Regions from separate parts of the Homo sapiens genome. Here region 2 is linked to region 1. The links are chromatin loops, found by intact Hi-C in ENCODE. Cell type or tissue: heart left ventricle. All regions are shown on one strand. Links, peaks and the distances in the headings refer to the core of each region. The heading gives the core; the rest is flanking DNA. Region 1 has its middle 93 kb from the start of PDE3A. Region 2 has its middle 9.6 kb from the start of LINC02398.

Region 1 (4,408 bases), core at 138-4,137:
AAAATCTACAAAATCCTGTAAAAAAGTGGGAGTCAGGTGCATTTCAACCAAGACCACTCCCTCTCTCCTTCCTCCCAGCTCAGCAAGCCAAAAACTCCGCTTCAATCTGGTGCAGCGAAGAGCACAGGGCCTTCTTCCAGGGAGGAGTAGGATGTCAGCTTTTCTCATCTTGCCCCCAGCTACCTGTTGCTGAGGCTAAGTTCCTGGTGAGTGTTGTTATGAGGTGAGGGTTGTCTTCTAATGCCCAGCTCCCACTCATGTAATGGAGGTCCTAACCTTGAGTGCAGTGCCAATGGGAACACTGGGACACTATCACCTCGCTCTAGTTCATAAGGTTGTGGTTCCATGACAGAAGAAGCAAGCTGAGAAGAAAGGCTACTGCCTGCCTGCCACCTCCACGTAGTACTCAACTTGTAAAGAGAGGGTGTCAGCCAGAGAGAATTAATTGTGCCATTGTCCTCACCTCCTGCTCTAGAGCCCTTGACCAGAAGTTTTGCCCAAGCAAGAGGTAGGCCACAAAGCAGATAGCTACTAGTCTCTTCCCAAAGGAATTGACTTCATTTGTAACAATCTGAAAATGAAATTAAGAAAATTTCATTTACAGTAACATCATAAAGAATAAATGCTTAGACTAAATTAAATACAATAAATGCAAATCGTATACTCTAAAAATAATAAAACATTGTTGAAAATTTAAGAAGCTCTAAATAAGTGGGAAAAACCCATGATTATGAATTAGAAGGCTTAATACTGTTAAGATGGCAATATTTCTCAAATTAATCTACAGATCTAATGCAATTCTTGTCAGAATCTCACCAGACTTCTTTGCAGAAACTGACAAGCTAATTCTAAAGTTCATATGGAATTGCAGAGGACACAGAATAGCTAAAACAAACCTGAAAAAAGAGGAGAAAAGTAGGAAACTTCACACTTGAGTATTACAAAATTACTATAAAGCAACAGAAATCTAGACTGTGTGACACTAATACAAGAATAGATGTATAGTTTAATGGAATATAATTGAGAGTCCAGAAATAAAATCATGTGTCATTAGTCAATAGATTTTGACAAGGGTTCCAAGACCATTGAATGGGAAAAGAATAGTCTTTTCAACAAATGGTGCTAGGAACAACTGAATAGCCACATGCAAAATAATAAACTTGGGTCCTTACCTAATATCATCTATAAAAATTAACTTAAAATTTGTTATAAACCTAGATATAAGACTTAAAACTATAAAACTCTTAGAAGAAAACATAGGAGTAAATCTTCATGACCTTGGATTTGGCAAAGGATTCTTAGATATGATATGAGCAACAAAGAAAAAACATAGATAATTTTGACTTTATCAAAATGTAAAACTTTTGTGCTTCAAAGGACACCATCAAGAAAGTGAAAAGGCAACCCACAGAATGACAGGAAATATTTTGCAAATTATGTATTTGACAAGGGATTTGTATTCAGAATATATAAAGGACTTTTATAACTCAATAATAAAAAGACAAATAACTAAAAAATGAGCAAAGGATCTAAATAGACATTTCTCTAAGGAAGATATAACAATGATCAATAACCACATGAAAAGATGCTAGCTTTTGCCATCATTGGTCATCAGGCAAATGCAAATCAAAATCACAGTTGTAAAGTGACAGATACCAGATACCACTTACAACCACTATAATGGCTAGAATAAAAAATTTAGATAATAAATGTTAGGACATGAAGGAATTGAAAACCTTCACACTGCTAGTGGGAATGCAAAATAGTGTAAAATGTTTTGGAAAATAGCCTGAAAATTCCTTGAATGATTAAACTAGAGTTAGCAAATGACTCAGCAATTCTACTCCTAGGTATATTCCCAAGAGAAATGAAAACATATGTACATACACACACACACACACACACACACACACACACACACACACACACACTTGCACATGTTTATAGCAGCATTGTTTATATGAGCCAAAAAATTGAAGCAACCCAAATGTCCATCAACAGATGTATAGAAAAAAATGAAATATTATTAAACCCTAAAAAGAAATGAAGTGTTGATACACACTGCAACACAGATGAACCTTGAAAATATTATGCTAAGTGAAAGAAATCAGTCATAAAAGACCACATATTACATGATTCCATTCATATGAAATGTCCAGAATGGGCAAATCTACAGAGACAAAAAGTACATTAGTGTTTGCTTGTGGTTGGAGCAAACGAGGAGACAGGCAGATGATATATAAAGGGTACAGGGTTTCTTTATGAGGGTGATAAAAATGTTCTGTGATTAACTGAAGTGATAGTTGCATGTATCTGTGAATATACTAAAAGTCATCAAATTATACAATTTAAATGAGTGATTGCATGGTATCATGGTTAATTTTATGTGTCATCTTGGCTAGGTCATGCTACTCAGATATTCGGTGAAAATTTATTTTAGATGTGAAGGTATTTTTAGATTACATTAACATTTAAATCAGTAGGCTTTGAGTAAATCAGACATAATACTCCCCCCATAATGTGAGCAAGCCTCATCCAATTAGTTGAAGACCTTAATAACAGACTGACCCCCGCAAGCAAGAAGAAATTCTGCCAGCAGACTGCCTTTGGAGGTGAACTATATAATTCTTCCCTGTATCCCTAGCCTGCCAGCCTACCCTGAAGATTTTGGACTTCCCAGGCCTCCACAATCACATGAGCAATTCCTTAAAATAAACCTCTATTTATATATGTTATATATATATAACATATATATATATAAATATCATATATGTATATACACATATACACAGACACATATACACACACATATCCTGTCGGTTCTCTTTCTAGAATCCTGATTAATACATATTTGAGTTACGTCTCAGTAAAGCTGTTTAAAAAGTGAGGGAGCTCAGGGAAAGTGAAGCTCATTAGCCACCCAAGATTCCACAGCTGTAACATGGTAGAATGGAAAGCCTCTCTGTTTACTACAAGATGACACAGTGTGTTATTTGTGTCTTTGTTAACTCTGGCCAAGCACGGAGTGCTGTTGAGAAGTCTGAGCTAAGACTAGGATGGAGGTATTGCCAGTACAGAAATGGGGACCGGCTGCAGAAGGGATGTTGAATAGGAGGTGTCAGGTTCTGCTGGAGGAATGATATTCAGTACGTTTAACAACTGGTATGGCACAGACATCAGCCTACCAGAATGGGCCCTGACCCACCTAGCTGGAACTGGACTAGATGTTCTCACTAGCTTAATAACATTCCTGTCCTCTAAAAGGGTATTATCAGAGGCATTTTCATTTGGACAAGTATTCATCACATAGTGGCTTATTTATTATTTCTTTCATCACTGTATCCCGGGGATGCCAAGCCATAATGAAATGATTTTTGCAGTTAGTTACTGAACCACACACACACTCTTTTTATAGTAAGAAAACATTGCTCTAATATAAAAAATATTTATTTACTTTATGTTTTAACCATTTTTCAGAAATTACAAATTTTTTGCTTTTCTGAAAAAAAGTGAACAGAATGAAAGATTTTCATGCATCATCATTATCATCAAAATAATGGTAGAATTCTCTAGAGTAAGGTAGGAATGCCTCCAAGGGGTCATTGAGGTATTCCAGGCACGTTGCTTATATATTAAATGGCCCTGATGCCTTTTGGGTTATTATGCCTGACTTCAAAAAAGAAATAACTATACTATATCTCACTTCATTTTTAGACTGTTAAACTTGCCACAATTATACTTCCTAACTTTTACTAGGTCCTTCCACTGTTGGACACTGAGACATTAGGAATCTAATATGTTATGATTTTGATTAATGTGCCTTAACTTTAGCACATGGTCTCTGTGTCATTTGTGTTGTTCACTTAGATGCCCTTGACTGCCTTTTCCAAAATTCCTCCTACATTTTTTTTTTTAATGTCAAGACTACCGAATAAAGTAAACTTTGCTTGTAGTTATGCAGCACTGATCAGCTGATGTGTTTAGGTAGCATTTTACAAAGCAGCAATCACCTGTTAGTTAGAGTCTTTTTGAACCAGTGTCTAGTTTTATACATTCTATCACCATTCTCAACTACTTATATGTATTTAGCCTATGGGAGATTGATTGACATTACCCAAATTCTCAAATGATTGATTTAATTATTTTCTACATTTATGTAATGAATTTAATGGAATACTATGAGGCACAAGACAATACAGTGTTCAGGAGAAGATCTAGTCACACCTCCTAAGCAGCTTATGGTGCCGAGTCCAAGACTATTGTGTTACTTAAGCTTATTTTGGATGTTATGAATCAGCCTGGGAAGAAACCCAGAAATGAAGCAGAGGACATGTCATCGCTTTTCCTACCAAGTCTTAACTCTCCCTCCACATAATGTTCTGTCCTCTGAAGTTGGAGCTCTGAAGTT
Region 2 (4,408 bases), core at 157-4,156, 270 kb after region 1:
AAATAATGCTATTGGAGAAAAATCAAAGAAATAAAAAAATCAGTGACAAGGTTCATAGAAGATCAAGTTTCCAGGGCTGCAGGTTGAAGGAACAGATTGAGCTCAGGCATGGCAGTGGTCTCCTGACACAGTTGTCTAGCACTGGCAGGCTGACCAGACTTGAGCGGTAGGAAACAGATGATGCTCATGAGGAGAGGTTTTTTAAATGTTTTCTACAATTTGAATCAGACCCTTTGCTAGGCATGAGAACATAAAGTTGAGTAAGAGGCAGCCCTTGTGCTAAGGAACTCTCAAATTTTTACTGAAGTCCCAAAGCACGTGTTGTTTCCACACAACTGATTTCTTGTTTCCTCTGAATTATTTCACAGTGATTTGATACCAATTATCCATTTAAAAACACAGGAATAATTTTTCTTTAACAGTCAGAAGTGTTGCATTTTTCTTTTTGATCTCAAACTAGTTCTTGATACTTCTGTTCAACCTCAACAAATTTATTTAATATGTTTTAAGCTTAAAATTATTTTACTTATAACCCTATCATATGTGTATATCAAATTTAACAGTTTATATCAGTCATACATAACAATATGTAACAGCCATGAGGCTGTAAGGGTTAAAATATTTTTTCTGAATTGAGTTACTGTAGTTATTAATAGTATACAATCAAAATAACATATATTATAGACTATTTTTAAACCTAAAAATAAAATTGTATTCGTACACTTATTCAAATAGGTGATCATTTAAAAAAAAAGATTAGCTCATGTATCTGAATGAAAATTTCTTACAGCTAGAATACAACAATTTTATTCCTATTTTCTGAATCTAAGCACTGAAAAACTTATGCACATGGAAGTTGGGAACAGAAGACCTTTTGTGAGAGCAATGTCAAGTCTTTCTGAGTCAGGTGACAAAACTTATACAGATCAATCAGTTAACAGTTTGAGTAGGAGCTCCTTTTATTTATTTACTTACTTTTTGAAAGCAAAGAATTGGAAACTGCCACATCTTACAAAAGGATGTGTCTGTTACTGGGTCGACAGAGTCATCTACATTCTCAACATCAATCCCAGTAAGTGTAATGTTCCTTTGTCCCTGAGTTGGATTTTATACCTGAGGTAAGATGAGAAAGCTTGTACTCCATCACAGAAGAGTCATAAACTTTTATTTATTAATTATAGCAAAGAGTGCACTTGGAAGCTGAGAATCAACATATTGATTGTCTTAAATTCTGTATTAGTATAGTCCTTGGAAAGCCTCTTCAGCCTTTCAGGAGAACAGATATTTGGGTAGGAATTCCACTTCTACAGACATTGTGGTGCTTTGCAGAAGCTCACATAGTTAAAAGATGGGTACTTCCAAGATAATTGAAACTATAAGTTTTGTGATTTGAGGAAATTACATTTCAGAGATAACAATGCACTCTTAAAAATATATACTATATGTGATTCTGTCTCTATCACAAGAAAGTTTGGTATTGACTAGGCTTTTTTAAAGAATGTTTATACTCATATCTTTCTTAACAAGAGGTAATCATGCTGTGCAAAGATTAAATTAATTCATGTCTCCAATTTTCAGAATTTACTAGATATTTCCAAAAGTGTAAAAGTCTAATATTCCAATAATAGTGAAATGAATTCTTAACACTAATATTTTAGGAGTTGAGGAAACAAGATGAGAAGACAAAATACACTATTCAAGAACATGTATTTGGCATGTTTTTAAAAAGCCTGCTGTTCTAAAAAGCTTATTTTTCCCTGATTTAAAAAAAAAAAATCATTTGCTTTTTTGTATTTTGCTGGTTGGTTTGCTTACTTTCTTGTTTTTTCTTTTTGCATGTATATAAATGTATTTATTTGGCTGGTGTCTCATATTTTTAACAAGGACTTTCAAGTCTTTGGAAAATATTTTTCATCCTTTCAGTGAAGCTTTCCACTTTAATACTGAGTTTACAGAGTTCAGTGATATTCAGGAAATATTTATTAACACCTACTCTGTATAAAGTACTACACCCAGTGACATAGGAGATACAAGGGTGAATCATTCAAGGAGTATGGAATCTGTGTAGCAGAGAAATATATACTCAAAAAACCACCAAAAGCCACAAGAGGAACTAAGAATATGCCTAAGGGTATGCAGAGGCTTTCTAGGAATAGGATAACACTATCAGTCTTAGGAAAATCAATGTCAAGAAAATGCACAATACACTGGAACACTACGCATGTGTGGGTTATTTATATCCCACTGCTCAAGCTCATCACCAAGGTCTCATTTTTCACTCACGCAAAAATTCAAAAAATTGCAACCTCCAGAATAAATGGGTTAATAAGACCTTTAATTGCTATGTTATTATCTTTCATTTCCACTCATTTATTTAGCAGAGATTCCTTGAGAGCCTACTATGTACCTAGCATAATACTACCACTACAAAAATAATGTGTGATGTGCTTGACAGAGGACGGTGTGGCTACTGCCCTCAAACTGCTTATAGACTTGGGGAAAATACATTTATACAGTTAATTACAGTACAATATTGTAAGCATTATAAATATAATAAAAATGTATATATTTAAAGCTAAAATGATAGTATTTGTTTCTATTTTATAAAAGTTTTTATTTTTTTAAAAAAACATAACCCTTAGAACAAACCAAAGTAGCAAAAAGAATAGTCAGGTTTGGGATATATTTTGAAGGAAGAGCTGAGAGTACTTGCTAATAAGTCAGATGCCGGATATTAAAAAAGGAGAATAGGTAAGGTAACTCTAAACTTTGGGGTATGAAGAATTGGAAAAATTAAGGTACCATTTAGTGAAATCTGTATCAGTTACCATATTTGCTGAATAACAAATTACCCCAGAACTTAGTGGCTTAAAAGTGATTTATTCATTCACAATTTTGTGGTTGATAATTTCACTTAGGTTCAGCGAGACATCTCCTCTGTTGCTCTCACTTAGACTCACTTATTGGCTATAGTCAGTTGACAGCTTGGACAGGACTGGATGGTATAAGATGGCCTTATTGACATATCTGGTGGTTGGCAGAGTGTGGCTGGATCACCTTGGTCCTCCCCATGTGGTCTTTCCAGCAGGGTAGCTTAGGCTTATTCACAGGGCAGCAGCTTTCTAAGACAGCGAGAGTGGAAGCTGCAGGGCCTCCTGGGGTCTATCTTCAGAAGTTGCACAAGGCCACTTCTGCCACATTTTATTAATCAAAACAAGTCACAAGGCCAGTCTAGATTTAAGGAGTAAGAAAATGGACTCCATCTTATTGTGTTTTTTTAATTTTTTTTTTTTTTTTTTTTTGAGACGGAGTCACACACTGTCGCCTGGGCTAGAGAGAGCGCAGTGGCACGATCTTGGCTCACGGCAACCTTCCCCTCCCAAATTCAAGTGATTCTTCTGCCTCAGCCTCCCAAGTAGCTGGGATTACAGGCACCCGCCATCACGCCCAGCTAATTTTTTGTATTTTTAGCAGAGACGGGGTTTCACTATGTTGGCCAGGCTGGTCTGGAACTCCTGACCTCGTGATCCACCCGCCTCAGCCTCCCAAAGTGCTGGGATTATAGGCGTGAGCCACCACACCCAGCCAATGGACTCCAACTCTTGACGTAAGGAGCTGCAAATAACTTGTGGCCATTTTTATTCTTCCATACATGGGAATGACAGAAAGTGTAGTCTACTTGTTCCAAGAGTTTCGTTTGTAGAAAAAAAAAATGTGCTTTGCTGGAAAATGGTGCATTGGTTAGAGCACACTCTTCCAGGTTCTCTAATTCTGATTCTATGGGGGCTATTTTACAACTTCGTCTCTTATACATAAATGATGACAATGCAAAAAATTGTTCTTGTCTGTGGATATGGAAACAAATTCTGTCCCTTAGAGGATCTATTGACTTTCTTCTCTCACTGCAGAAGAAGCCATTTTTGCCTCTATTTGCACATTTATTAAATGTCTATTAAAAGAAGACCTACAAATGCCCAATAGGTATATGATAAAAAATGCTCAATATTACTAAGCATCATGGAAATGCAAACTAAAACCACAATGAGATATCACCTCACCCCAGAATGGCTATTATCAAAAAAACTAAAGATAGCAAGTGTTGGCGAGGATGTAGGTCAAAGAAAACGCTTGTACACTGTTGGTTGGAATATAAATGAGTACAGCCATTATGAAAAACAGTATGGAGATGCCTCAAAAATTAACATTTAGAACTATTATATGATACAGCAATCCCACTACTGGGTATTTATCCAAAGGAAATGATATCAGTATGTCAAAAAGATATCTGCATTCCCATGTTGATTGCCGCACTATTCACAATAGCCAAGATATGGAATCAACCTACATGTCCATCAATAAATGGAGACCTAAAGAAAATGTGGTACATATACACAATGAAGTACTATTC

The links. Hi-C counts contacts between places; a loop is a spot of excess contacts. Peaks named below come from ENCODE experiments on the same cell type or tissue, not always from the same donor. Only the 100,000 strongest peaks of a DNase experiment are listed, where the experiment ranks them.
Region 2: it touches region 1 in a loop (2.4-fold over the local background); 3 of 110 quality-filtered maps call a loop at or near these places.

What each region holds. Positions count from the first base shown.
Region 1 is chr12:20,272,866-20,277,273 of GRCh38, reverse strand. No RefSeq gene overlaps it. Among named protein-coding and RNA genes, the nearest start is that of PDE3A, 93 kb to the left of the region's middle. In heart left ventricle, for the core only: no CTCF peak of the experiment used is centred there; no DNase peak of the experiment used is centred there; H3K27ac peaks cover 2,131 bases.
Region 2 is chr12:20,002,870-20,007,277 of GRCh38, reverse strand. No RefSeq gene overlaps it. Among named protein-coding and RNA genes, the nearest start is that of LINC02398, 9.6 kb to the left of the region's middle. In heart left ventricle, for the core only: no CTCF peak of the experiment used is centred there; no DNase peak of the experiment used is centred there.